Linked DNA regions of Homo sapiens: region 2 is linked to region 1. Evidence: read pairs that join two places in POLR2A ChIA-PET (ENCODE). Cell type or tissue: GM12878. All regions are shown on one strand. Each heading gives the region's core, and the rest is flanking DNA. Links, peaks and the distances in the headings are about the cores only. Region 1 overlaps GOLGB1 (golgin B1). Region 2 holds the start of FBXO40 (F-box protein 40).

Region 1 (15,601 bases), core at 10,584-13,083:
TACGTATATACACATATATATACATATATACGTATATACACATATATACATATATACATATATACACATATATATACATATATACATATATACATATATATATACACACATGGATTTTTGTTTTGTTATGTAACATCCATACATAACATGTTTTGTTATGTAACATCCATATATATATATATATATATATATATATATATATATATATATAACATCCATGTATATATATCTTAGGGCCCTTGTGTGAACCTGTCTGTGGTATAAACAATATGGAATTATTTGGGGCCATACTAATATGAATCATTTTAGTTTACTTACTGCTTTAAAAAAAAGTACTTACCTAACTATTAACATAGTGCCTTTATCCCTTCATTCTGTTTTCAACCCGAGTAAAGAATATTGGATAATGAGATTATTCAGAAAATAAAATATTTTCTGTGTATCTTCACCCACCAAGAAGCTTTGTCGAACTATGTGACTGGGGAAATTACTTAACATCCCTCTGCCTTAGTTTACTCACCTTAAAACTGGGAATATTGACGGTACTCCCTCTTGCGGTTGTTTTAAGAATAAAGTGAGTTAGGCCGGGCGCAGTGGCTCATGCCTGTAATCCCAGCACTTTGGGAGGCCAAGGCGAGTGGATCACTTGGAGTCAGGAGTTTGAGACCAGCCTGGCCAACATGGTGAAACCCCTGTCTCTACTAAAAATACCAAAAATTAGCCAGTCGTGGCAGCGGGTACCAGTAATCCCAGCTACTGGGGAGGCTCAGGCAGGAGAATCGCTTGAACCCAGGAGGCAGAGATTGTAGTGAGATCGCGCCACTGCACTCCATCCTGGGCGACAATAGTGAAACTCCGTCTCAAAATAAATAACATTAAATAAATAAATAAATAAATAAATAAATAAAGTGAGTTAAATAACGAAAAGTAAGTTATGTGTAAAGATATTGGAGCAGTGTTTGGCAGGTCACGCTGTGTATGTATGTTATAGCTACCACTTACAAATTCATTTAATTAAAATAGTGGCTTCTGCATCATGAAAAATAGTTGTTCATTTTCTAATTGTAAAATTATGTCATAATATCGAATGTGTTATTTCCAGCTATACAGCACTACCCATTAGCCCCTCAACTTGGTTGAAAATCACTTTGAGATTTAAGGAATTAAGGACAGCTACTGAGGCTTAACTAAATAAGCATGAAATAAGTTTGAGGAGTCACCTCAACTGAAACCTAACCACCTTCTCTGTGTTTCTGTGGGAAAATGTGATTTAAATTCCAAAGTAGATGGCATATATGCATATATACACAGGCATGCACTCACTGTCTTCAGTTATTTTGCTTATTTTCCTGTGCATATTGTTCTGTTTTCGGTGGCTAGGGACATGCTTTATAATTCTTTTTATATTTTTATAGTTCCTAGCATAATGCTGAACACCAGGTGGTTGTTATAAGAATAATCATTGATAACAGTGAAGACTTGGAGAAAATAAAACTTACTTAATTCTGAGTGCCACTTCAACACATAAGTGTTAAGGTCCTGTGGCAGGGTTTGTGAAAGCTGTGACCAGCATAGACTGAGGAATTGTTTTATTTGCCTTAGTGTTTTATGGAATCCCTGGCCTTGGCATGAAGCTCTGTGTTTTATTCTTTTCCTTAGTTGCTATTCATTATTTTGGTGCCTTATAAAATAACAGCAAGAACATTGTCCAACAGTCATACATATTCCTTACATGAATTTATGACTATGAATATGACTATTCCCCTTTATTAATCTTTACATATATGTATACATATACATACACGTATACATATGTATATATATACATACACGTATACATATGTATATATACATACACGTGTACATATGTATATATACATACACGTGTACATATGTATATATACATACACGTGTACATATGTATATATACATACACGTGTACATATGTATATATACATACACGTGTACATATGTATATATACATACACGTGTACATATGTATATATACATACACGTGTACATATGTATATATACATACACGTGTACATATGTATATATACATACACGTATACATATGTATATATACATATACATACATAGATTTATGACTATGACTATGAATATTTTCCCCTTTATTAATTTTTATCTATACATTTGCCCATTTCTGTCCTCAGTGAGCCTAATAGAGGGGAGTACCCATCTTTCTTCATTTAGCTTAAGCATGGCTACTTACTGGCTTTCTTGCCCTGTAGTTCCCAACCTTTGAGCTACCAAAAGCCTACAACTGTGGGTGAGATGCCCTTCCATTTACATTTCCAGATTATTCCTTTAATGTCAACAGCTGTAGAGTAGGGGGCATTAGAATGGTCCTTGTTAGTCTTCATTTTAAGATGAGGAAACTGACGCTTTAAGGTGACTTACTCACTATGATGCAGCTTCTTATTGAGCCAGGACGGAAAACTCAGTTCCTTGGCTTCCAGTTTGGTGCTCTTCCCACTATGTCACCTGCTTTCCTGTGGATCTCTGAGACTGTTGAATCAATCTATGAGAGACTCCTTTTGTCCTGCCTGAACAGTACATCTCTAGCACTCTCTCAGATTTTTATCTCATTTAAATATTAGTCTTTCCTTTCTTAAAATGTACATATTTTTAAATGGTTATGTGAGAAAAGTAATCTATTTTTCCTTTAAATAGCTTTTTGTTTTATTCTATCAATCTTTTTAATTTTTTTTTTTTTTTTTTTGAGACAAGGTCTTGTTCTGTTGCCCAGGCTGGAGTGCAGTGGTGTGATCATAGCTGACTGCACTCTCAAACTCCTGGGCTCAAGTGATCCTCCTGCCTCAGCCTCCCGAATATCTGGGACTGCAGGCATATGCCAGTATGCCCAGCTAATTAAATTTTTTTTTTTTTTTTTTTTTTTGTAGAGACAGTCTCACTATGTTGCTCAGGCTGGTCTTGAACTCTTGAGCTCAAGCCATCCTCTCACCTCAGCCTTCTAAGGTGCTGGGATTACAGGCGTGAGCCACCCTGCCTGACTGCTATTGTATTATATATTTAACTGAGGGACCTTGAAATGTCTTAATTTCTGAGTGTCAGTTTCCCTCTATAAAATGGGGATGATGATAATACTTATCTTACAGATTTTGTTAAGATTAAAGAGTATATAAAGTGGTACAGTCACTTTGCATTTAAATTAAATGTTTCTCAATTGTTGCCATTAATATTATCATTATTATCCTGTGTTCATGTGTATGTGTTCCTCATTTGCTATGATATTCAATGATATTCAGTAGGATGCTGATGGGCACGCTCCTTTCTAGGGAGGGTCAATCAGAAACTCATGTGGTAGTGGTATGGGTTTCCATAATGGATTTCATAATAATTAATGATATTTGAATTACTAGAATAAATCCACTTGGTGATAATATTTTTCAGTATCTAGTCAGATTTAGTTTGCTAATATTTTATTTAATATTCTAATTAAAATTTATTAGAATGTTGTCATCAGTATTCATAGGGAGATGGTTTGTAATTTTTCATTTTCTTTTTCTATGTTTTGGAGCAATATAAACAGCAACTTCTGTAGCACTTAGATTATCTCATTTTTGACAATTTGGTAAAGTTTTCTAATAGCAACTATTTCTGGTGTTTTAGCATTGGTGACTTATTTTATAATTTTTCCATGGAAATATGTGTATTTATAATTTGTATTCCTAGAGGTATTAATTTTGATTAACTGTATTTTTTTTATTATACTTTAAGTTCTAGGGTACATGTGCACAACGTGCAGGTTTGTTACATAGGTATATATGTGCCATGTTGGTTTCCTGCACCCATCAACTCGTCATTTACATTAGGTATTTCTCCTAATGCTATCCCTTCCCCAGCCCCCAACCTCCAACAGGTCCCAGTGTGTTATGTTCCCTGCCCTGTGTCCAAGTGTTCTCATTGTTCAATTCCCACCTATGAGTGAGAACATGCGGTGTTTGATTTCTGTCCTTGTGATAGTTTGGCGAGAATGATGGTTTCCAGCTTCATCCATGTCCCTGCCAAGGACATTAACTCATCCTTTTTTATGGCTGCATAGTATTCCATGGTGTATATGTGCCACATTTTCTTAATCCAGTCTGTCATTGATGGACATTTGGATTGGTTCCAAGTCTTTGCTATTGTGAATAGTGCTGCAGTAAACATACATGTGTATATGTCTTTATAGTAGCATGATTTATAATCCTTTGGGTATATACCCAGTAATGGGATCACTGGGTCAAATGGTATTTCTAGTTCTGATCCTTGAGGAATTGCCACACTGTCTTCCACAATGGTTGAACTAATTTACACTACCACCAATAGTGTAAAAGCATTCCTATTTTTCCACAACCTCTCCAGCACCTGTTGTTTCCTGACTTTTTAATGATTGCCATTCTAACTGGTGTGAGATGGTATCTCATTGTAGTTTGGATTTGCATTTCTCTGATGACCAGTGATGGTGAGCATTTTTCCATGTGTCTGTTGGCTTCATAAATGTCTTCTTTTGAGAAGTGTCTGTTCATATCCTTTGCCCACTTTTTGATGGTGTTATTTTTTTTCTTGTAAATTTGTTTAAGTTCTTTGTAGGTTCTGGATGTTAGCCCTTTGTCAGATGGGTAGTTTGCAAAAATTTTATCCCATTCTGTAGGTTGCCTGTTCACTCTGATGGTAGTTTCTTTTGCTGTGCAGAAGCTCTTTAGTTTAATTAGATCCCATTTGTCTATTTTGGCTTTTTTTGCCATTGCTTTTGGTGTTTTAGTCATGAAGTCTTTGCCCATGCCTATGTCCTGAATGGTATTGCCTAGGTTTTCTTCTAGGGTTTTTTATGGTTTTAGGTCTAACATTTAAGTCTTTAATCCATCTTGAATTAATTTTTGTATAAGGTGCAAGGAAGGGATCCAGTTTCACCTTTCTACGTATGGCTAGCCAGTTTTCCCAGCACCATTTATTAAATAGGGAATCCTTTCCCCATTTCTTGTTTTTGTCAGGTTTGTCAAAGATTAGATGGTTGTAGATGTGTGGTGTTATTTCTGAGGGCTCTGTTCTGTTCCATTGGTCTATGTATGTGTTTTGGTACCAGTACCATGCTGTTTTGCTTACTGTCGCCTTGTAGTATAGTTTGAAGTCAGGTAGCGTGATGCCTCCAGCTTTGTTCTTTTTGCTTAAGATTGTCTTGGCTATGCAGGCTCTTTTTTGGTTCCATATGAACTTTAAAGTAGTTTTTTCCAATTTTGTGAAGAAAGTCATTGGTAGCTTGATGGGGATGGCATTGAATCTATAAATTACCTTGGACAGTATGGCCCAGTGTGCTGTAATTCTTATTCATACATATTCAAATTATCCTTTTAGCCAATGGGAACCTGTGTCCTTTGAAAGCTTCCTATCTTGTATGACAAGATGTTTCAGGATCATTTTGTACATTTCCACTTTAGAAATGGAATTAGCCATTTCTCTAAGAAAACCTTCTTTTAAAAACTTTTTTAAAAATGGGAAAGAGTATTTCAAGACCCCAATCTAGGCACTAGAGATATTCATTGCTTCTCAGTTTGTCATTACTTTTAAGCCTTTTTGGTGGACAGAGCTAGGAAAATATGTGAACAAATATAAAATACTGAATTGTCATTTCACACTGAGTGTTCCTATTCAGATTCAAAGATTAGTTTGTATTTCGGGGTTCTTAATTTCTTCTGTATTACATCTGTATCTTCTTTTCATAACTGAAAATACAGAATTAGTGTATCCATAATTATCATTTGCTTTAATTCTACATTTCACATATAGTAATCTAGGAGTGATGATACGAATATCACCACCACAACCACTTTAGACGAGATCGGGTGTGTTCAGGATGGTATGGCCGTAGACAACAACCACTTTTAATTATTGAAAACTGTTTAAAAATATTTTTTATTTTTTGCATATGCTATTCACATTCTTCCCGATTTTTTTTCATGGTTGTCCTATATATTGTCAGAGCATATAATCATTACATACTATGCTGTCTCTCCTCCAGTCTTTACTTAGTCTTAATTCTGTTAGTAACCGTATATTTAATGCTCACCACTAGTTCTTATAATGATGTTTCTTTAGTCATTTGGATTGCCTCAAGTTTTGCCTCTAGTAAATTCTTTAGGAAAGGCTTAAGGGAATATTCATATTTCATGAATTTTCTTGCTCGTTCATAACATTTTGTCTGTGTTTTTTATATCTAAAGTTTGTGTTTGCCAGAAATAGAATCCTTGGCTCACTTTTTCTTTTCTTGAATATCTTAAATTTGTAACTCATTTTTTTTTTCTGGCAAAAACATTGCTGTTGAAAAATCTAGTGCTTTTTTTTCTTTATCTTACTGGTCATATGATCTTTTAGCCTAAAGCCTAAAGGATTTTTTTAAGTCCAGTAATTTTACTAGAGTGTTTTGTTGGTCATTCTGAGTTGACATTCTGAGGTACATTGTGGGCTCTTTCAAGATGTAGTTTCAAATCTTTTTAAAAAAAATTTTCAAATAAATATTCTTGGATTATGGTTTTTCATATTTGTGCTGTTTCTTTGCTTTGCTTTTCTTCTTCAGGGAATCCTGTTATTCACATTACTTATCTTCAATATTTATCTGTTTCTCGCAAATCCTATGTAACTCTTAATTTCTTACATTTTTTAAAAATAAACAAATTATTAGGAATTATTTCAGATCACTACAGAAAGTTTACTACAGAAAATTTGCAAAGATAGTGCAGAAGTCTGGTGTATCCTTTGCTTAGTATTCCCTAAGATTAACATGTGACATTAGCAGTGTACAAAATTAAGAAACCAACATTGGTACATTAATATTAACTGAACTCCAGACGTTGTTCACATTTCACCAGTTTCTCCATTAATGTCCATTTTCTGTTCCAGGATTCAATTCAGGATATCATGTTGCATTTAGTTCATTTCTTTTTCATTTGTTTTTTAAATATGAAGACAATTGTAGAGTCACATGCAGTTGTAGGAAATAATCAGAGCTCTTTTATACACTTTGTTGTTTCTTCCAGTGGTAACATTTTGCAAAACTAATACATAATATCACAATTAGGATATTGAGATAGATATATTCCCCAGTTTTACTTGTATATTCATTTGTATATGTATGTATGTGTATCATTAAGTTTTGCAGTGTTATATCACCTGTGTAGGTTCCTGTATCCACTGCCACAGTCAAGATATTGAACAGCTGCAACACCACAAGGATCCCTTGTGTTGCCTTGTTATGACCACAGTCACTTCCCACCCCAACCCCTCTCTAACCACTGGTAATCACTCATCTTTCCTCCATTTCTAAAATTTTGTCATTTCAAAAATGTTATAGAAGTATGGAATTGTATAATATGTAACCTTTTGGGACTGGCTTTTTTTCATTCAATGTAATTTTCTGGAGATCCATCTAAGTTGTTGGGTCCATCAGTAGTTCGTTGCTTTTTATTTCTGAGAAGTATGTGATGGGATGTATGTACCAGTTTGTTTAACCATTTGCCTGTATATATCAGTTTGCTTAACCGTCTATTAATAGAAATAAAGCTGCTATGAATGTTTATATACAGCAGGTTCTCTTGTGAACTTAAGTTTTCTTTTCTCTAAGATAAATGCTGGGGAGTGGAATTGAGGGTCATAAGGTAGTTGCATATCTAGTTTTTTAGGTCATTTCTTTTTGATTTTTAAAATTATCCTTCATTTCAACTTTGCTTTTTTTTAATGACATGGTTTGTTATATTTACTCATTTTCTTGTTCCTTCTAGTTTCATCTTCATTTCCAAAATGATTTTTTAAATTTTTCAGTCACTTCTTGTTTTCACTTTATTTCTGGGTTTTTCTATTTCTGATGTTTATTTTTTCACATCTTATGTCATTTTTAATGCCTTTTAGTTCCTTCAGTAGATTTAAGTGGTTATAGTTTTGAACTGTTTTTTTGAGCATGGCTCTCTGACGTGCTTCCATTTTCTGTCGGGATGTTATCATGATCGTTTTCCTCCTTTTTTTTCTTCTAGTAATGTATCTGAATTGTGAGACTTTTCAGTTGCTCTTTTTTTCTTTTTTGTGACAGGGTCTTACTCTATCACCCAGGCTGGAGTGTAGGGGTGTGATTATGGCTCACTGCAGCCTCCACCTCTTGGGCTCAAGCAGTCTTCCCACGTCAGCCACCTGAATAGCTGGACCTACATGCATGTGCCACCATGCCTGGCTGACTTTTTAAAAAAATTTTGTAGAGATGGGATCTTGCTATGTTGCTCAGGCTAGTCTTGAACTCCTAGGCTCAAGTGATCCTCCCACCTCAGCCTCCCAAAGTGCTAGGATTACAGGATGAGCTAGCACGCCTGGCCTCAGTAGTTCATTTTTAATATGAATTTAGTGTTGCTGAACTTTTAGAAAGAGATTTTATACAGCTTTTCTAACTTGATAAGGTTTCCTCTTGTGCTATTTTCAGACATTGTTCAACTATATGGCAGCTGGATTTCTCGGATTTCCTGCCTTTCTTTCCTTGCCACTTTCACCTGCTCTTTATCTGGACCTCCTCTTTCCTTAGTCACTTAATTTTAATTCTCCTCTCAGCAGATTCTCCTCAGTGTGGGACCCTATCCTGGAAGAGAGCCCCAACTCTTCAGTTCTGAGAATTAATAAAGGTCCAGACTGCCTCAGCTCTTTCAGCCCTCGTAGGCCCCTGGCAGGTACCTGTTATTGGAATGGGAAGACCCCTCCTTGTATCAACTACTGTTCTGTAATTGGCTTGGCGCATTTGCCAGTGAATGCCCACTGGCTCTTTTGAGGTCCTCTTGGTGTTGTACTCCTCTGGCTTCCCTCAATTTCCTCCCAGTTGAACACCAGTGACACCCAGATCTTTTGACTATTGGCGGTTTGTCTATATCCACGTTTATTTTGGGGTTTGTAGGAAACTTTGTTAAGTAGTTTTTTGGTAAAGGCTGTCCATGGATCTTTTGTTACCTAGTTGCTTTGTCTGTTTTTATGTGGGAATAAAGGAAGATACAAAATCCATGGGGCCCCTTGCTACTCCCATCTTCTCAGAATCCCATCAGTTGGTTATTTTGTTTTCTTTGTTCCAAAGTGGTCTGAAAAATCTGAAGATAAAGTGATTCTGTTTGATAAGTTAGGTTCCATTATGATTTTCTTTGATTAGCAGAAATCTATATGTTTAAGAAACTCTTTAGTGATGGTATTCATTTCCTTCATTAAAAGTTAACCAAAGAAAATATGATCTCTAAAGTTGAAAAGAAAGTTTAGAATCTGTATACTGCTGAATTGTGATTTTTTAATCCTGACTATAGCTGTGGTTCTCATATCTTGAATAAATAGTTATATATGGCCCTATGTACTCATGTATGACACTGTGTTGCCCTTCCAGTATTTAGATATGAAGTTATATATGATCCTGCGCTGCCTTCCTAGGGAACAGTTCACTTTTTCTATTTCTGTCTCACGTATCTTTTCCAAGTGATGTGCTACTTAGATTACCCAAGACAATCTATTAAAAAAACAGGTATCTCTCATCACTTCTTTCTTAAGAACCATGGCTGCCCTAAACACTATTATTATCCCCAGTAGAAGAAAACTGTAGCAGAGCCTAGTTTCATTTAAGTGTTTATTTTGTACAATAGTTTTTATATTTCTTCTTGCTGAGGTTTTTTTTTTTTTTTGAGACGCGGTCTTGCTCTGTTGCCCAGGCTGGAGTGCAGTGGTGCGAATCTTGGCTCACTGCAACCTCCACCTCTCAGGTTCAAGTGATTCGTCTGCCTCAGCCTCCTGAGTAGCTGGGATTACAGGCACGTGCCACCACACCCGGCTAATTTTTGTATTTTTAGTAGAGACGGGATTTCACCATGTTGGTCAGACTGGTCTCAAACTCCTGACCTCGTGATCCACCCGCCTCAGCCTCCCAAAGTGCTGGGATTACAGGCATGAGCCACCACGCCCGGCCCCTGCTGAGGGTTTTAAAAGCCAAATAACATTTTATCACAAAATGTAAAATTAGGCATAATCACGTAAACTAATGCTATGCATAGTCCAGTTCTATTTTGATTTTTCCTATCAAAGCATTAATATGCTTCTCATTTTCATGGACTTTATGGACTAGCAGTTGACACTGATCTGAATATGTAGCCTACACAGTGGTTATAAAAGTAAATTGATTTTGGAATAACCTTAGATTTACATACAACTTGGGAAGATTAGACAGACAGTTATTGTATACACAAAGCATCCTCTAATGTTAGCATTTTACACAACCATGGTAGCTTTTTCAAAACAGAGAACATAGGTGCAATGCCATAAACTAAACTATAGGTAGACTTCATTCAGATTTCACCATTTTTTCCAGTAATGTCCTTATTGTGTTTCAGAACCTAATCCAGGATACTGCCTTGCGTTTATTTATTTATTTATTTAGAGGCAGGGTCTCACTCTGGCACCCAGGCTGGAGTGCAGTGGTGCGATCTCAGCTCACTGCAACCTCTGTCTCCCAGGTTCAAGTGATTCTCCCATCTCAGACTACCCAATAGCTGGGACTACAGGTGCATGCCACCACACCCGGCTAATTTTTGTATTTTTTAGTAGAGACGGAGTTTCACCATGTTGGCCAGGCTGGTCTCGAACTACTGACCTCAAGTGATCTGCCTGCCTCGGCCTCCCAAAGTGCCAGGATTACAGGCGTGAGACACTGTGCCCGGCCTACTTTGCATTTAATCAGCATGTCTCCTTGTCTTCTCTAATCTGTGACTGTTTCTTAGTTTTTTGTTGTTTTTCATTACTTTGACAGTTTTGAAGAGTATTGGTCAGGTATTTTTAGAATGTCCCTGAATCTAGGTTTTCCCAGTGTTTTCTCATGATTAGACTGGGCTTACGGGTTTTGCAGAAGAATACCCCAGAGGTAAAGTACCCTTCTCATCACATTATATCAGGGGTTACATGATATTACGATGACTTATCACTGGTGATGTTAATCTTGATCACTTGGTTGAGGTGGTGGTTGCCAAGTCTCACCACTCTGATGTTGCTGTTTTTCTTTTTTCATATTCTATTCTTTGGAAGTGAGTCACTAGGTCCAGCCTATACTGAAGGAGAGGGAATTAAGCTCCATTTTTAGAGGGGGACGTATCTACATAAATTATTTGGAATTCTTTTGTAAGGAAGATTTGTCTCTACCATTAATTTATTTAATGATTTATTTATATCAGTATTGACTGATGGGTATTTAATTTTTTATTTGGGTTATAATCCATATAATCCAATATTATTGTTATTTATTCTGTGACTCAAATTATTCTAGCCTTGATCATTGGGAGCTCCTTCAGATTGGCTCCTGGTCACATACCCCATTTTTTTTCTTTTTCTTTTTTGAACACTTCCTTACTTTCTGGCTCTCTGCCCCAACCCTAGATAGGCAGCCATTTCTCCAAGGAGCCCTAGTTCCTTTTATTGGAGATTGGCAATTTAGAAATCGAGATCTGGATGCGCTCATTGCTACTGAGGTGTTACTGTTTCTAGGACTTTTCAGTGGACACGGCTAGAATATATATTTCTCTGTAATAACTGATTATTTATAATGCATACATATCTATACTTATTTCTGCATTTATCTATTTACATATATATTAAAATAAACATGAGTTCATACTGATATCTCTGACTCTAATCCAGTACCATGGGGTTTATCCTAGCTTTCTTGCCTTATTTGTAACTTCTTTCACTGACAGTAAAAAACCTGAATCTCATTATCTACAATTTACTTACTCATTTAACCCTAGTGTACAATGAAGTAGTTTCAGAATTGCTAACCCATACCACTGTGAGAAAGAAATTTACCAAGCAGAGTACAGTGTTTATGTCAGTTCTTTTTGTCTTTATCCTTATAGTACCCAGTCAAAACACCATTTTTGTTTCTTAGGTTAGCCCCATCTCCTTCAGTGAGGTTATATCATATATTTATAATATAGTTAGATCTATTTGTCACAGTCTGCATTCCATTTTTGGAACTCCTGACATCCTGGCTGAGGTTTTAAAAAAATTGTATACAATTATGTTTGCTCTTTGGAATGTACAGTTCAGTGAGTTTTGACAAATGCATATGGTTATGAATTTACTACTTCAAGATCATACAGAACAGTTCCTTCACCTTAAAAATTCCCTTGTGTTGCTCTTTTATATTCAGCCACATCTCCTTCCCTCAAGCCCTGACAACTATATTTGTGTGGGTTAATTTCTGGACTTGTTCAAAATGTTATATAAATAGAATAATATGATGTATATCTTTTAATGTTTAGCTTATTCCATGTAGCAAAAGGCATTTTAGGTTTAAGTATTGTGTTGTGTGAATCAATTGTTCATTCTTTTGCTGAGTAGTATTCCATTGTTTGGATGTGCTACAGTTTGTTATTCATTCACTTGTTGAGGGATATCTTGGCTATTTTCAGAATCTGTGATTATGAGTAAACCTACTATAAACTTGGTTAGATGCCTAGGAGTGGGATTGGTAAATGTACGTTTAACTTTTAAAGAAACTGTCAAACAGTTTTCCGAAGTAGCTGTGCCATTTTGTATTCTAATCTGCAGGCATTGAAAGTTCCTGTTGCTCTATATCCCTGCCAGCATTAAAAAATACATATTTTAGCAATTCTAATAGGTAGATAGTGGTATTTCATTTTGCTTTTAATGAGTATTTTCCTAATGCCAGATTAACTTAAGCATCTTTTCATATATTTATTTACCATCCATCTATCTTCTTTGGTGAAGTATCTATTCACATCTCTTGCACATTTCTTTATCAGGTGTGTTACTTTATTGATGTTGAGTTTTAAGATATTTTTATTGTTTTAGATTCTGGATACAAGTTATTTACTGGATATGCTATTTGTAAATATTTTCTCCTAATCTATGACTTGTTTTTTTTTTTTTTTTTTTCCCGAGACAGAGTCTTGCTCTGTTGCCTAGACTGGAGTGCAGTGGCATGATCTCAGCTCACTGCAATCCATGCCTTCCAGGTTCAACCGATTCTTGTGCCTCAGCCTCCTGAGTAGCTGGGACTACAGGCATGCGCCATCATGCCCAGCTTATTTTTGTATTTTTAGTAGAGGTGGGGTTTTGCCATGTTGGCCAGGCTGGTGTTGAACTCCTGGCCTCAACTGATCTGCTTGCCTCAGCCTCCCAAAGTGCTGGGATTACAGGTGTGAGCCACCACGCCTGGCTTCAGTGACTTGTCTTTTCATTTTCTTAACCTTGTCTTCACAGAGCAAAAGTTGTATGTTTTGATAAATTTTTAATCAATATTTTTTATAATATATTGTGCTTTTTTGGTGTCTAAAAGCTCATTGCCAAATTCAGCGTCACAAAAATGTTCTCCTATGTTTATTTCTAAAACCTTTACAATTTAAGTTTAGGTCTCTGATCCATTTTGAGATATGCTTTGTATAAGGTGTGAGTTGTATGTCAAGGTTCACTCTTTTTCAGATGTCCAATTGTTCCACAACCATTTATTGAAAAGATTGTCCTTTCTCAACTTAATTGCATTTGTACCTTTGTTAAAAATCAGTTGACTCGATTTGTATGTGTCTATTTCTAGGCTCTCCATTTTGTTCCATTTATCTGTGTGTCTATGCTTTCACCAGTGCTGCCCTGTCTTGTAATTGTAGTGAGTAATTTCCACACTCCTTGCCTTTTCATATGTTTTAGAGTCAGCTTTTTGATGTTTACTAAAAGCTTGCTGGGATTAAGTTTGGAATTGCACTAATTTTATAGGTCAAAATGGGGAGAATTGATACTTTAACATTATAGAGTTCAAATACATGTATATGTTTTATTTCTACATTTATTTAGATTTTTTATGTCTTCCTCGGGTTTTCAATAGTTTTCAGCATTCAGCAAATTCTGCATATATTTTGTTAGCTGTTTACCCAAGTCCTGCTCTGTTTATTCAGTGCTGTTGTAAATGGTATTCTTATTGGTTTCAAATTCCTCTTGTTCATTGTAATGGGAATGCAGTTGACTTTTTTTTTTTTTTTTTTTTTTTGAGACGGAGCAATCTAGGCTCACTGCAAGCTCCACCTCCTGGGTTCACGCCATTCTCCTGCCTCAGCCTCCAGAGTAGCTGGGACTACAGGCACCCACAACCACACCCGGCTAATTTTTTGTATTTTTAGTAGAGTTGGAGTTTCACAGTGTTAGCCAAGATGGTGTCGATCTCCTGACCTCGTGATCCGCCCGCCCTGGCCTCCCAAAGTGCTGGGATTACAGGCGTGAGCTACCGCACCTGGCCTGCAGTTGACTTTTATATAGTGACTTTGTATCCTGCAACCTTGCTGAATTCACTTATTCTAGGAGTTGTTTTTTAAGGAAAGTCTACATGGACAATCATTTTGCTAGTTGAGACAGTTTTATTTCTTCCTTTCCAATTTGTATTTCTTTTCTTTTTCTTGCTTGTTGCATTGGCTGGGACTTCCAGTATAGTGTTAGATAGAAGTAGTAAGAGACATCTTTGCCTTGTTTCTCATATGGTGAGAACATTCAGTTTCTCACCATTAATTATGATGTTGGCTGTAAGTTTTTTAAAGATGCCCTTTATTAGGTTGAGGAAATTCACTTCTTAGTTTGCTGAGAATGAATTATTCTTATTGTGAATTCATAATCATGAATAGATATTGAAATGTGTCAAATGCTTTTTCTCAATCTATTGACATTATGTGGTTTTCCTTATTTAGTCTGTTAATATGGTGAATTACATTGATTTTCATATTTTGAATTAGCATTACATTTCTTGAACCCCACTTGGTTGTGATGTATTATCTTTTTATATATTACTGGATTTAATTAGCTAATATTTTATGGACTATTTGAATATTTTGTTGACTGTGACCATGAGGAACATTGGTCTTTAGTTTTCTTGTAATATCTTTGTCTGCTTTTAGTATTAGGGCAATGCTAGTCTGGTAAAATAAGTTAGAAGGTGTTCCTTCCTTTTCTATCTTCTGGCATAGATTATATAAAATTGGTATTATTCCTTAAATGTTTCTTGTTACCTACTAATGAAGCCACCTTGATCTGGAGTTTTCTTTTTTTAGAAGGTTTTTAATGTATGAATTCAATTTCATATTTATATGTGTGTATATATATGTGTGTGTGTGTCTGTACACACACATGCACCCACACATATCTACTCATTTATATTCAGGTTCTCTATTTCTTCTTGAGCTTTTGGTAGCTTGAATCTTTCAGTGAACTGACCCATTTTATCTACATGGATGAACTTAAAAGTATAGGGCTATTTGTAGTGTTTATTATCTTTTAATGTATGTTAGATCATTAATGATGTTTCCTCTTTCATTTATGATGCCAGTAATTTGTGTCTTCTCTGTTTTTTTCTTGGTCATCTTGACTAGAGTTTTATCAATTTTATTGATCTTTTCAGATAATCAACTTTTGGTTTTATTGATATTCTCTATTTTTCTATTTTTATTAATTTCTACTCTGATTTTTATTTTTATTTTTCTGCTTACACTGGCTGTAATTTGTTCTTCTTTTTCTAATTTTCTATAGAAGA
Region 2 (15,601 bases), core at 8,981-11,480, 140 kb after region 1:
TCTCACAAAAAAAAAAAAAAAAAAAAAAAAAGAGCTTTAGAGGTCTCTCAATTTTTTTTTTTTTTTGAGATGGAGTTTCACTCTTGTCGCCCAAGCTGGAGTGCAATGGCATAATCTCGGCTCACTGCAACCTCAGCCTCCTGAGTTCAAGCGATTCTCCTGCCTCAGCCTTCCAAGTAGCTGGGACTACAGGCATGCACCACTATGCCCAGCTAATTTTTGTATTTTTAGTAGAGACAAGGTTTCACCATATTGGCCAGGCTAGTCTCAAACTCTTGACCTCGGGTGATCCACCTGCCTAGGCCTTTCAAAGTGCTGGGAATACAGGCATGAGCCACCACACCAAGCCTATCTAAAAGTTTATTAAAAGAAATAATTCCTCAGTTTGGATTACCTGAAAGATTGCAAAGTAGCTATGGCCCCTCTTTCACGGCAGGCATAACCCAATACCTATCCTTGGCATTGGGAATCCAATATCATCTTCATTCTGCATGGAGACCCCAATCCTCTGGAAAGGTGGAAAGGGTTAATCATAGGCTAAAGAGGACTCCGGCTAAATTTGCCAGGAAACATCAGAGACCTGGCTATCTCTATTGCCTGTAGCTTTACTGCAGGTTTGAGCTGCTCCAAAGGGAAACTTATAATTAAGTCCTTTTGCATTAACATATGGAAGGCCTTTCCTAACTGCAAATCTCCTAATAGATGAAATGATTCATTAATTACAAAAATATGTTATCAATCTAGGACAAGTGCAAAATGCATTGTGTGAATATGGATATAAAAGGCTTTCCCTCCCCACATGAGAGGAAAATTCTGTTTCAGTTCAACTAGGGTATTTAACCTTACTAAAGACTTGAATGGAAGGGTCTCTAGTGACCAGCTTTCCCCAATGTGGAAAGGTCCATATCAAGTGCTCTGAGCACTCCAATAGCAGTTAAACTGCAAGGGATTCACAGTTAGGTACATTTGTCTTGAATTAAACCTGTTTCTTATGGAGCCCCACAAGCTACCGACGCCCAGTCTGCTAATCTAGTCTACCGTTGTGAGCCAGTAGAAGGTCTACACTTCTGACACCCAGTCTGCTAATCTAGTTTACTCTTGTGAGCCAGTAGAAGGTCTATACTTCCTCTTCAGGAGAAATCCTTGGAAGCTTCTTACTACAAAGTGATGCTCTGGATAAGCTTGGGGGCAAGGTTAGTCTTCCTGATCCTCCTCCTGGTCGTCTTTTACTTTTACTGGTATGAGTCTGTCCCAGCTCTGGGTAAGCAATATCTATGTCCTTACAGGATATAACTATAGAATGTAGCTTCTCTTTTATTTGTGTCTATTTTGGGGCTTCTATCCTTCCTTTCACTATTGCTGGAGGTTCAAATCTTTTCTTACAATGGGCACAGGACTATGCCGATGTCCTCTTGCTGGATTTGTGAGCTATTGCCCTTCTCTAGCATCTCAGGCTTGCCCTGGTGGATATCCCCCACACAGGGACATGCTTAGATAACTTACAGACATACTTAGAGGGACTTAAACAATGGACAAAAGCACAGATGTCTGGCCTGACTTGGAACAATGTAACCCAATGGCCAATTAATAACAATTTTAGCAATTCTGGGCATAGGAAGCCATTCTCAGTAAATGAGACCACAGAAAAGTTTCTTGCACTGGGCACCTCCTTTCTAGACCCAAAGATAAACATCCAAACTAAAAAGCTCAAAAACTCCAGTTTTGAAGAATGATTTCTTCAGATTTGAGATGGTTTTCTATGACTAACCACCTCTGCAGGACACCTAAGTCAGGTAGTCCCACTGTGTTAGGAACAATGGAATCACTCCCTTGATGCCTTGACAAATGCTACTTGTGTCATGGGATGGATTCCTGCAAGACAATGCCAACATACCATAGTCCTGCAACAAATGGACTTATCTGCTACCGATTGGTCGCAACGACCAAAACCCAACTGATATGCATCCCTTAGGAACTCATTGGATATGTGGCACCAATCTTTGGCCATGATTGCCTTCTGGGTGGCTAGGACATTGTACATGAAGCTTATCTTGACCCCAGGTCACTGGACAAAGACTATTTAAAAAAGCCAGCCAGGCTGGCATGGTGGCTCATGCCTGTAATCCCAGCACTTTGGGAGGCCGAGGTGGATGAATCACTTGAGGTCAGGAATTTGAGACCAGCCTGGCCAATTATCCAGGTGTGGTGGTGCACACCAGTAATCACAGCTACTTGGCAGGCTGAGGCAGGAAAATTGCTTGAATCCAGGAAGTAGAGGTTGCAGTGAGCCGAGATCATGCCACCACACTCCAGCCTCGGCAACAGAGGGAGACTGTGTCAAATAAATAAATAAATAATAAATAAATAAATAAATAAATAAATAAATAAATAAATAAAGCCAGCCAACCTTCTCCACATAACCAGTATGTGGGCCAGATCCATTTTTCATGGGTATAACCACTTGGCCTCACTCTTCCTACCATCTGTTAGATTATAAGATGCTATCTGGCATGTTGAGGTCATTGCCAATGATACCCCATGGGCTGTAAGTAACAGCCTGTGAGATATATCTTTTATAAATGCTGAAATGTATTATATGCATAAGGCTATCATGCAAAACAGAATGTCATTAGATACTCTGACTGCGGCACAGGGAGGAACCTGTGCTATTATCAGAATCAAATATTGTATATATATCCCAAATAACTCAGACAATATTTCTTTGGCCCTCCAGATATGCATCAACAAATTAAAGCCATCTCTAATCCCACACTTTCTTTAGATAATGGCTAACATTGTGGTTTGGGTCAGGGCCATCATGGTGGAAAAAGTTCCTTTTGTCACCCCAGCTATAAAAATTGGAATAGGCATAGCTTTATGTTGTGGATTTTATTGTTGCTGCATGTTTTGCATGGAATGTAGGGTTTACTGGGCCCTATTCTTATTATTAATCCTTAATTCACAATGTATGGTACTCATATATCATGTTTTATAATTATAGCTATAATTCTTATAAGTTTCTATGTTTAGGATATCAACTTATGAGTGACCTACAAACCTACAGACCTATTGCTCCTCCAGTTAACTGCAACAGCTTCAAGCTACCTCTGGTTAAGACCCCTCCCAACATGACAGGTCCCTTAAAGCTAGGCAGAGTTAACATCAATGACGTTTCTCAGCAGGAAGAGGTTGCAGAAGACTGACCTCTGCCCTTCAGTGTCCCTTAGGATTAAGGGTCCACTCATGACAGAAGGGGGAAATATGTTAGAGGAACCCCTATTTACCAGGCCTCTGGCTTGATAAAACATGACCAGAGCTGGGCGTGGTGGCCCACGCCTGTAATCCCAGTACTTTGGGAGGCTGAGACAGGCAGATCACCAGGTCAAGAGATCGAGACCGTCCTGGCTAACATGGTGAAACCCCGTCTCTACTAACAATACAAAAAATTAGCTGGGTGTGGTGGCACATGCCTTTAGTCCCAGCTCCTTGGGAGGCTGAGGCAGGAGAATCGCTTGAGCTGGGGAGACAGAGGTTGCAGTGAGCTGAGATCGTGCCACTGCACTCCAGCCTGGGCGACAGAGTGAGACTCCATCTCAAAAAAAATAAAAATAAAAATAAAATAAAATAAAAAAGAACTATGACCAGAGTGATGTCACCTTTCAGTGAATAGTGAGGCACCCACAAAGCACCTATAAGGTTAATACTTATGGTCTGAAAATAGCCACATCCCAAGCTGACCACCACTTATAATTACAGAATATTTATGGCCAGACAAAACATCTCTCACCAAGCCTGCAGAATGTCCAGATGTCCTGACAGTGCAGCCCTCTTTGCTTAAAGATAATGTTAAAGAGCAAGCTGAGGTTAAAGGATTGATGGTCATCGATAACACTGACAGCCACTACCTTTAGTGAGCACATCAGAGCATGTCTGCACATTCCAAGTTTAATTTACCTCTTTATAGTTTCTTATAAGTACAGACACTAACAAAAGATGGAGTGCTCCTCCTCTTGCTGAGGATGCCCTAGACTGTAACAGAGTAGTTTCCAATAAACTTGCCATTTCACTGTGCTCTGTGACTTGCCTCGAATTCTTGCCTGTGGGAATCTGAGAATCTGCTCTTGGGGTCTGGATCAGGACACTCTTTTCTGGCAACAATTAAGACATCAGGGTAAAACCCTCATGAATAGAATTAGTGCCCTTATAAAAGAAGCCCAAGAGAGATCCTTTGTCCCTTCCACCACATGAGGACAGGAGTAAAAGATGGCAGTCTGTGACCCAAGAAGGCCCTTACGAGACACAGAATCTGCTGGCATCTTGATCTTGGCTTTTCCAGTCTCCAAATAGTTTCTGTTGTCTGTAAGCTGCCCAGTCTAGAATCTTTTGTTATAGAAGCCTGAATGGACAAAAATGGACTGTGATGGAGCAGAATAGGATCCAGCAGGAAACACATCTTTGGGTCCAAGAGCCCAGCTACTGATCTCTTAACATGCAGTGTAATGTAGAGGTAGATTCCTGCCATATTCCAGGTCACTTTTGGAAAAAAAAAAAGAGTCCATTATGGACTTAATGTGGAAATGTTTAAATATTAGGCTAAAGCATCTGGAATTATTTGATACACAATAGGGAGCCATTTAACACTGTAATTGGGGTGTTAAGTAAGAGTACTGGAGGAATAAATGGAGTAGGAAGACCTAGAGTTAGAAACTGCTGTGTAGAGAATGCGATGGAAGCTTGGATGGGTGAGACCAATGACAGTAAAAATAGTCAAGATGAGACACATAGAAGACATTACAAAGGGAGAATCACATTTTTATTTCTGGCTGGGATGGTAAAAAAGGAAACAAAGTTGATGCCAAGATTTCGAACCAGGAAGAAAGAATGTTGGCTATAATTTTTGAGAAAAATAGAGATCTAAAGAGGGAACAATTTGGGGAGGAGAGATGGGTCCTGAAAGTTTAATACAAGTTGCTTGAGAGGATGATAGATCTCATGGATGGGAAGATGAGGGACTGGAATGTGGAGATGCAGATTTGTGAAGTATCCACTTACAAGTGAGAGGGGAAGCCATATGTGGGAAAGTAAAAACAGAATAGAAATTGGAGCCATGAAGTACATAGCCAAGTATGATGGCTTTGGGGGAAATTAGGAAGAAGTAGAACCAGAGACGGAGAGATCAGAGAGCTAAAAGAGTCAGGACTATGTTGTCACAGATGCAAAGGAAAAAGTGAGCTACGGCCTCAAATGATACTGCAAAGTTAAGAACAATGATGACAATGTCACTGCTTATGGCAGGTCCCCAAAGAGCTCTTGCCAGAGCAAGTGTGGCATTTTAGCTGCGCAGTGGGACCCTTGGCCATTGAAAATGTGTTGTTTGCTTGTAGAGGAAGGAAAAGCTATTAAGCATACACTCCATTGTTGTCAGGGCCTGTCCTGGCTGAGAGAATGTGGCCATCTATTTTTATTCAGAAGAGAAATTCACCAATGATGACAAAGTCTGGATAATTCAGAGTCCCCTGCTGCTTTTTAGGTGGGAAAGAAGGGGAAAATCACAAATGGAATAATGCTCTGTGAAAAAAGCTACCAGCTCCAGGAAAGTCTAACTTCATATATGCCAGCCTGTTCTGTCATTAAGTTGAGCTCAGTTCCTGGAAAGGAAAAGAAGGGCTGGCTAGTTCAGTGTGCTTCTATGCGTGCAGTGAGAACTCTGCCCCAGCAGCAGGGCTGTGTCTGGCTGGAGGGACACTGGTGACTAACTCTTAAGCTCTATCATTTCTTACCCTTCAGCACTATGGAGTATGGTTCTTGGGAACAGTATTATTGAAGCTGGAAACATTTGTTGTGCAGCCTTATTGTTCTCCAGCTCCTTGAAGTTACTTGAAAATGTCCCTTTAAGAGATAACAAAGACGCTTTTTTTTTTTCATGTTGCTATTTAAAGCTCTCCTACCAGGCTTTGGAGCTACACCCGATGAGTGACTTTGAGAGAGGACATGTACAGAGCAGAAAGGCACGGTGAGTGGAGACCACTCCAGAGAAGTTTGACAATGAAAGGAAGGGGGAAGATGAAATAGCCTCACATCTATAAACAAATCACATCTGAGCCTTTGTTGTGTATGGGGGGGAAATTGTTCTCACTGATATAAGGGTCAATCTGGAACTCTCGATAGTCTAATCATGGCTGGGTAAGTGTGATGACCAATTTGTCCTGGTTTGCCTAGGACTCTCCTGGTTTAGCACTGAAAGTCCCATATCCCAGAAAATGCCTGAGTTCCGGGCAAATCTGGACAGTTGATTGATCACCTTAAGTAGGAACCAACTGGTGTTGCCCCAAAATGATCAAATTAGATATATCATTGGTTGCCTTGTGATAGAAGATGACCTGTTCTCCCAATCTTCTCTGTTCCTGTGCCCAGTAACAGGATCCTTATCCCCCATGGGGTTTGTGTGACTTTCCTAGATTGAGAGATTTCTCTGCATTTTGGGTGTCACGGAGGCAGAGAAATGAAATTTTAGTGCCTTTCCTATGCTTTTACATAACACCTCATTTAATTCTCACAACAACCATGTGAGGTGGGTACTACCATTTCCAATTTATGAATAAGGATTCTGAGGCACAAAGAGGCCTAGGCCTGTCTGTCTTCAAACTCTATACTCTTTGCTACATCACACTTGGCCCTCAAAGGCCCATGGAGACACAGGTGTTTGATCCACATGGTGTGGGAAAAATGCAAGCCCATCGCTAGAGTTGGGGCACAGAATAGTGTCCACATGTATTATTAATCTTTTCAGGTTGTAAAGGAGCCAGATGCCCTTCCTTAAGAAGCCCCTCCTTCCTTATGGCGATTATTTTGATACTTCTTTGGATCATATCCCATACTGTGCCCTCTCTGAGTACAGAAAACAAAAGGAACATCCAGGCCCAATGGCTTTGCATTTCAGAGGATATAACTGTGAAAGGGAAGGTTGTAGGGTTAAAAACTATGCACTACATAAGTCAGGTGCTGAGGCAAATGTCTGTAATCTCAGCACATTGGGAGGCCAAGGTGGGAGATTGCTTGAGCTCAGGAGATTGAGATCAGCCTGGGCAACACAGCAAGACCTCGTCTCTACTAAAAAAAAAAAAAAAAAAAAAAAAATCAGCCAAGTGTGACACATGCCTGTAGTCTTAGCTGCTTGGAGGGCTGGCACAGGAGGATTGCTTGAGCCTGGGAGATTGAAGCTACAGTGAGCCGTGATCATGCCACTGCACTCCAGCCTGGGCAACACAGCAAGATCCTGTGTGTGTGTGTATATATATATGTGTGTTTAGACAGGGCATGGTGGCTTATGCCTGTAATCCCACCACTTTGGGAGGCTGAGGCAGGCAGATCACCTGAGGTCAGGAGTTTGAGACCAGTTTGGTCAGCATGGAAAAACCTCATCTCTACTAAAAATACAAAAATTATCCAGGCATGATAGTGCACACTTGTAATCCCAGCTACTTGGGAGGCTGAGGCATGAGAATCTCTTGAACCCGGGAGGCAGAGTTTGCAGTGAGTGGAGATTGTGCCACTGCACTCCAGCCTGGGCACCAGAGTGAGACTCCGTCTCCAAAAAAAAAAAAAAATATATATATATATATATATGTGTGTGTGTGTGTGTGTGTGTGTGTGTGTGCATGTGTGTGTGTGTGTGTATGCACTACAATATGGATTCTGATATTTAAAATGAAATACCTACTAGATCAAAGCACTCAGATTATAGAAATTCTTCACTGTGAAAAGGTTGACAAAAATCTATGCCTGAGACAGAGTATGGCTATCCAGGTGCCATTTCCCTTTTAATTACTATGCCTTGTATTCACTTTTTTTTTTTTTTTTTTTGAGTCAGAGTCTCGCTCCTGTTGCCCAGGCTGGAGTGCAGTGGCACGATCTTGGCTTACTGCAACCTCCACCTCCCTGGTTCAAGTGACTCTCCTTCCTCAGCCTCCTGAGTAGCTGGGATTACAGGCATGCACCATCACACTCAACTAATTTTTGCATTTTTAGTAGAGACGGGGTTTTGCCATGTTGGCCAGGCTGGTCTCAAACTCCGGGCCTCAGGTGATCCGCCCACCTCGGCCTCCCAACGTGCTAGGATTACAGGTGTGAGCCACCACCCCTGGCCCCTGTGTTCACATTTAAATTCTTGCTTCTTGTCTGAAAAAGCAGTATGTTCTATCCTCTTAAAAATGAACTACAGTTAAATATATGGTCAACACATTTTCTCCAAAATATGAGTTTTAAAGTTCCCCTGTCTAGAGGAGTTAGCAGTCAAACTAATATAGTTTAGATTTAAATAGTCCCAAGATCTACACGGAATGTGCTGGACGTAGTTTAAATGAAACATAGGCTGGTGGAAGGACCAGGTGTGTGAGCCTGAGGCATAGCTTGTTTTTCAAAGAAATAGGGAAGCATTTAGCACCTGGCAAGGGGGCAGCAACTTGATTTGATGCAGATTGTGGTGCTGTGTGGACCACGCAGAAAGGTGTAAATTGGGCCCAGTTCAGTGGCTCATGCCTGTAATCCCAGCACTGTGGGAGACCAAGGTGGGAGGATTGCCAATTAGGTGGGAAGGCCTTGACAAAAGATCTGGAAAAGGAGTGGGCAAATTCTGCCCACTTCTTTCCATCTCCACCACTGCCCAATGCCAGGCATCATCCTTGCTCACCCGGTGTAGTGCAATGGGTTTATAATCAGTCTCACTCCTTCTATTTTGCACCATGTCTCAGTTCACACACCAGGTCCTTCCACCAACTCATATTCCATTTAAACTACATCTAGCACATCTAGAAAAATCTAGCTCTGTATGAATCTTTGTAGTATTTAAATCTAAATCATATTATGTTGACTGCTAAGACAGGGGAATTTTAAAGCTCCTATTTTGGGGAGAATGGATTGGCAATATTTACCAGCAGAAGGCGTAATTTTTCACAATTTACAAAACTAGGTTATTACTCCCCAACTTAAAACTTCCAGTGGATTCCCTTCACAAGGAAATAAACTCTGAAGTCCTTCTCTTGGCCCATGAGGCCATGCATGAGCTCTCCCTTGCTTGCTCTTTTGCCTGACCTCCCACCCTTATGCACTTTGCTCTGGTCTTGTCACTTATTCCAGCACAGGGCCTGTGTACCTGCTCTTTCTACGAGAATTCTCCTCTTGTTCTGTATTTGCTCTGTGGACTCCTTCTTGCCACTTAGTTTTCTGCTTACATGTTACCTCCACAGAGAGTCCTTACCTGACACCCCCAATATAAAGTAAATCAATGAGCACTCCCATGAATAAGCTGAGTGATTTTTGACAAGTTAATCTACCTAAAGCTAATTTATTAATTCAAAAGTAGGACTTATAAGCAGGGCACGGTGGCTGACACCTGTAATCCCAGCACTTTGGGAGGCCAAGGCAGGTGGATCACTTGAGGTCAGGAGTTTGACACCAGCCTGGCCAACATGGAGAAACCCTGTCTCTACTAAAAATACAAAAAAGTAGCCGGGTGTGGTGTCAGGCACCTGTAATCCCAGACGCTCGGGAGACTGAGGCTCAAGAACCACTTGAACCTGGGAGGCAGAGGTTGTGGTGAGCCAAGATCATGCCACTGCACTCCAGCCTGGGCAACAGAGTGAAATTCTGTCTCAAAAAAAAAAAAAAAAAAAAGGGGGCCTATAATAACCAATAGGGTTGCACAAGGATCCAATGAGATGAAATAGGGAGTGTGTAATAGATGAGTCACTCTATGAGGAAGGTCATTCTCATGGTCACCTCCCTCCTCCAGGCCTTCATGTGTTCCCACTGCCCTCCTGTAGCCATGTCTGGTCTTTCCATTTTCAGTCCCCCTCACTCCAATGTATCTTATATTCCACTGTCAGTTTGATGATATTCAAATTCTATTTTTTAAAAATTATTTCCTCACTCTTTTAAGAATGTAAGCCTCCACACTTCCCCCCACTTTCGGCCCCCTTTAATCACCACGAGCCATTCCTTAAGCACTTAGGAATTCAAATAGTACTGCTTTAGGACTGAAACTTTGTAGATGCCATAAAGACAACTTGAAGGCATCTTTGTTTCCTAGGCCAAAATTTGTAAATTTTTTTGCTCATCTGCATTATTCTGCTCATCAAGAAAAAAGGAAAGTGTGGTCCTTGAGACTTGCCTTCTCTCTTGTGATTGGCTGTGGCAGTTGGCAGAACCTGGCAAAGTTGCTGTGATGGTGAGAATGGTGAGAGAGGTTCCAATGATGGGCACAAGTGTTGTCGCCAGCGAGGTGTGTGCAGGCAGTGGAAGGAGGTCTGACCGGAATATCAACAGAGGGTGATAATACTTCTTAAGGACCCACCAAATGGGCTTCTAGGGACTGAGAGTGAGTAGAGCAAACACTGCCCCCAGCACTCAGTCAACGAGAACATTGAATAGGATTGAACTGAATTAAACTGAACCCTTAAAAAGGCAGCATTTTAAAAGCTGCGAGAGTAATTTGAAACAAATTTAGGAAGAAAGTAGAGTGGTGTCAGATGTATGCTAATTGGGGCTGCTTTTTTTTTTAAGGTGAAAAGGAAATCATTTCAACTTAGGTTAATGTAGGCCTCATTGAAGAAAAGACCTCAGTGGGCTGGATTTATAATAGATAATCTGAGCACTGCCAGATTGTTTGCAGGGGATTAAAGTACTTGTTCTTTTAAACACTTGACAGGCACAGAATCCGAAATCTGGATCAGGCAGATATTAAGAAATCCATATTCCATAGCTTCTCAAACTTCAACATGCAAAGGAATCACCCGGGCAAACTTTTTAAAATGCAGATTCTGATCCAGTGGGACCAGGGTGAGGCCTGAGACTCTTTCCTTGTAACAAAATCCAGATGAAGCTGATGGTCTAAGGACCTCATTTTGAAAGGAAAGGGTCTGTTTTAACCTCCTTGTTTCCTAGAGGAGAAACTGAGGCTCTGAGAAGTGAAATGTCTTGCCTATGCTCCCAGAGTCTCTGGCTCTAGTCACGTGCTTTTTTTCTATTGTGCTTTGATGTTTTATTGAAAGAGTCTGTAGAAATCACAGCACCACACAAAGCTACCTGAGTGGTGACAGCCAAGGCATGTTGGCAGCTTAGATGGTACCAAGGGCAGAGTAGGACAAAGCGTGGAAGAAGGAGGAGGAGGTGGTGACCAAGTGTTGCTGGTCAACAAAGTCATGCTAACACGTATAGCAGGTGTATTTAAATCACTGACTCAAGCAAAAGAGAATGGGATTAACAAACAATAGTTTTAACATTCTTTTCTATAATTTTAAAGTTAGTAGGCAAACAGGGTTGATGTCAGGGAGATATTTTTAGGCAAGGGGCCCTCTCAGCACCCCTCACATGATGTCAGTAACTAAACTATTCTGCCTCCTCATGTGGCTGGCGCTGGCAATAATGATTTATTTCTGAGCTTTAACTTCAGTGAAAGTGACAAGGTTAAAAGTTAAAGGTCAAAGATTTTTTAACTCTTAACCTGTTAACCAGCCAATTAATTAGTTACTTTAATTATGCATTGTTGACCTGTTTCCCTGCTATGGAAATATTTAATTGTAGGGAAAGAAAATGTATAAAGATAATTATTAAAGTAATCTCTTTGCCTTCTTGAGATTTTAACACAATCACTTTGCTGAGGCTAATTCCCACATTGGGTTCCATAATCCTTGGCTTCGACGCTGCGATTCCAGTACCTTCACTGTATCCTAAAACAGAACCACCCTCTCCCAGATCCATTCCACTTCACAATCTGAAGTTTTCCACCTATACTAGAAATCTCTCTAACTTTATACTTATTAGTTATTGAATTAGCTAGTTAATTCTTATATCTGGTGCTTTTGTATCAGTACTATTCTATTAAATTACAGTTGCATTGGCCAAGATAGTGCTAAAGTAACTGGATTATCTAGGGGTAGCTGGGACTCAATCTGTCTGCTTGGTTACTTGTAAGCCAACACACCCTAGTTTCACCAGGACAGCATCCCAGCATACACCTTGGAGACCTTGGTGCTGTGGAGGCCCTGGAAAAATTAAATGAAGTTAGGTGATTATACACAGTGAATTTGCTTGTGCCCAGGAAACAGGCATAATGATAACCCAGACACCTATAGCAGAGTCTTGGGGTACATATGGAGGTTACAGAGACAGGCAGGAAGGAACCAGGAGTTAAGGTATCTGAATAGTTAGTTTAGGTCTCCTTTTACTTGGCATCGGTGGCTTTAGCCTGTACACATCAAAGGTCAGAGTGTACAGAATCCCTTTTGCTGCATAGGCCACTTCCCAGGATGTCCTTAGCTGAACTTTGAACCAGTGAAAAACAAGAAAATAAACACTGCTCCCTTACCTTGCCAATTTTTAGTGCATGCAACACTATACAGTTATTCCAGAAGCGAGAAACTATCTGTCTAAAGTTATAACTTTTGATACCTCAAGTATCATTAGTCATTTTACTTTTATCCCTCTGAATATGCAAAATTGTTCAAGCTTGTAACAATCTTTGGTTTTGGTGCATAAGCCTATATAAGTTTTTCAACTTGAGAAATATTTCACTTATATTTCATGGATGCATTTTGGACTCAAGAGAGCTGGGGAGAAGAGGGCCACACTTAGAGAATATTGTTGGCGAAAAAAAGGTGTTAAACTCTGCGGAGTTTGAATAGTATATACAGAAAATACAGTTGTGCTTATTAACCAGTAGTATGACACAGCAGACGAAATTTTAAGCTACATGAGAATGACTTGCAAGCAAACATAGCAAATGTTGACTGGAGAAAAGATCACAGCATTTAGACTTTAGAAAACAGAAATTCTGATCAGGCACAGCGGCTCATGCTTGTATTCTCAGCACTTTGGGAGGCCGAAGCGGGTGGATCACTTGAGGCCAGGAGTTCAAGACCAGCCTGGCCAACATGGTGAAACCCCATCTCTACTAAAAATACAAAAATTAGCCAGGCGTGGTGGCACAGGCCTGTAGTCCCAGCTACTCAGGAGGCTGAAGCAGGAGGCTCTCTTGAACCTAGAAGGTGGAGGTTGCAGTGAGCTGAGACTGCACCACTGCACTCCAGCCTGGGCAACAGAGTGAGACTCTGTCTCAAAAAAATAATAACAATGAATTAAATAAATAAATAAATAATAGAAATTCTGGGCCAGGCACAGTGGCTCAGACCTGTAATCCCAGCGCTTTTGGAGGCTGAGGTGGGCGGATCATTTGAGGCCAGGAGTTCAAGACCAGCCTAGCCATCAAGGTGAAACTCTGTCTCTACTAAAAAAATACAAAAATTGGCCGGATGTGGTGGCATGTGCCTGTAGTCTCAGCTACTCGGAAGGCTGAGGCAGGAGAATCACTAGAACCTGGGAGGTAGGGGCTGCAGTGAGCCAAGATGGTGCCACTGCACTCCAGCCTGGGTGACAGAGCAAGACTGTCTCAAAAAAGAAAGAAAAGGGAATAGAAATCCTGGATTCTAGGCCTTCCACTTGTTTCCTCACCACCTCCTCCACTTCCCCAGATCCCCCCACCCATCACCATGTTGTAACTTTACAGATATCATAACTACTCTTGTTGATTATAGAAGAAAGAACCTAAGCTGTCAGAAAGCAAGTACTCTACCTGCTCTTGAAATGGAAACAGAAATTTACACACGGCTGGATCTCATTCTCAGTGCCAGCCTTTCCCCCACATCTTTACATAACTAATTTGCTTAACAATCCTCTTCCACAGGACACAAAAGTGATATGCGGCTCAGCTTCATCTGCATATTCACCACTGAATGTCCTCGTCATGGTGCACCTGCTCCTGTTTGAATACTTACCTTAATGGAACAGGCTGAGTCAGCATCTGCTTGCACCTGAACCCTTGATTGCAAGTAAGCGGATTGCCGGGAGGTGGCTGGGTTGCATCAGCTGCAGTAGAGGACAGCGTTCTGTTGGGAAGGCAGGGAAAGGAGAGAAAACTTCAACAGAAATAGTCCAAGTGTTGCGAAGTTAAAAATAAAACGATATCACAAGGGGCAATGTGACCAGGCTCAGCTTACGACTTTTTCCTTCCCCTGTATTTATCAACACTCAGTCTCTACTGGAGTGGCATTTAGCAGGGGAAACTGAATGGGAAGTGAAGTTTTATATCAATAGGTTTTCTTTCCCTTGAGGAAGGAGGAAAATCCTTTTAAGAAGGATCATTTTCAAGGCCAGAACAGCCTCTCAGATTCCTGCATGTGCAGTCGGCAGGCCCAGCTGTGCTGAAGGAGGCTGGCACAGCCTTCAGGACTGGCTGCTGCTCTAATTATAACCATGCTCCTCACCTAAACCCATCACTGGCTGAAGCAGCAACTTGTGCAAATGACATGGTGTCCTGCTTCAGTTTCTCCTATCTCTTGTCGTGACAAGTAAGTGTCTGTCCTCCCCTGGTCCTTTCATCTTTCCTGGAAAAGGGAGAGTTTGTAATTCAGATACCAGGTGTAGAGTAAATCCAGTGTGAGAGAATTAGAGGTTGTAGGAGGCTTTAGCTGTCATTTAGTCCAGCTCCCTCTTTTTACAGATGAGGAGACAGAGATTCAGAAAAGGGAAATTGCTCATCCAAGGTCACACATCTCGTTAGTGGAAGAGCCAGAGGAAAGCCCCAGAGAGCTTGTTTAACTCTCAGTCTAGCGTTCTTTATCTTATCATCTTCAGATAAACTCATTCAGGATCTTGTGAGTGAAAAAAATATAGAATCCCGGCTTTGGTGTTTTCTTTTTCTTTTTTTTTTTTTTGAGACAGAGTCTCGCTCTGTTGCCCAGGATAGAGTGCAGTGGCGTGATCTCGGCTCACTGCAACCTCCACCTCCTGGCTTCAAGTGATTCTCCTGCCTCAGCCTCCTGAGTATCTGGGATTACAGGCACGTACCACCATACCTGGCTAATTTTTGTATTTTTAGCAGAGACGGGGTTTCACCATGTTTGTCACGCTGGTCTCGAAATCCTGACCTCATGATCCTCCCACCTCAGCCTCCCAAAGTGCTGGGATTAGGTATGTGATTTTGACAAATTTACTTAACCATTTTCTATTTCAGTTTTCCCCATTGTGAAATGGCGATGATACTTGGTGCGACCACAGGTAACTGTGTCAGTACACATAAGGCACATGAATGATATGTACCACATGCCAAGTGCTCCACAATGCCAGCTGTTATTTGAATGTATTTGAATGTATTTTGACTAACAGCAGATGTGCTAAATTTGGCTGTGATTAACAGCCATCGAATTAACCTTTCCCCTGGATTCTTCATACATATATGTCCTTGGAGGTAAACTTATTTGGAATGAGCAAATAGCAGTTGAAAATTGTAAAAAATTTCTACACTGATCTTGTATCTTGAAACTTTGCTGAACTGGTTTATTAGTTCTAATAGTTTTCTTGTGGATTCCTTAGGATTTTCAAGACCATGCCATCTGTTAACAAAAATATTTTAACTTCTTTCTTTGCGATTTGGATGCCTTTAACTTCCTTTTCTTGCTGTTTTTCCCTGCCTAGAACTTCCAGCACTATGTTTAACAAGAGTGGTGAGAGTGGCCACACTTCACTTGTTCCTGATCTTAGGGGGGAA

Evidence for each region. ChIA-PET counts read pairs that join two places held together with the same protein. Peaks named below come from ENCODE experiments on the same cell type or tissue, not always from the same donor. Only the 100,000 strongest peaks of a DNase experiment are listed, where the experiment ranks them.
Region 2: POLR2A ChIA-PET joins it to region 1 with 5 read pairs; 2 of 35 experiments call an interaction of 5 or more read pairs at or near these places.

The regions. Positions count from the first base shown.
Region 1 is chr3:121,731,761-121,747,361 of GRCh38, reverse strand. All of the region lies in intron 1 of GOLGB1 (golgin B1), which reads left to right. Among named protein-coding and RNA genes, the nearest start is that of GOLGB1, 10 kb to the left of the region's middle. RefSeq lists an enhancer at 15,202-15,601. In GM12878, for the core only: no CTCF peak of the experiment used is centred there; a DNase peak (open chromatin) is centred at 11,841; H3K27ac peaks cover 401 bases.
Region 2 is chr3:121,591,731-121,607,331 of GRCh38, reverse strand. It overlaps FBXO40 (F-box protein 40), which reads right to left and starts at 13,953. Exons shown (of 4, transcript NM_016298.4): 1 at 13,830-13,953. RefSeq lists silencers at 9,643-9,843, 13,716-14,010 and enhancers at 13,281-13,932, 13,933-14,583, 13,397-14,596. In GM12878, for the core only: no CTCF peak of the experiment used is centred there; no DNase peak of the experiment used is centred there.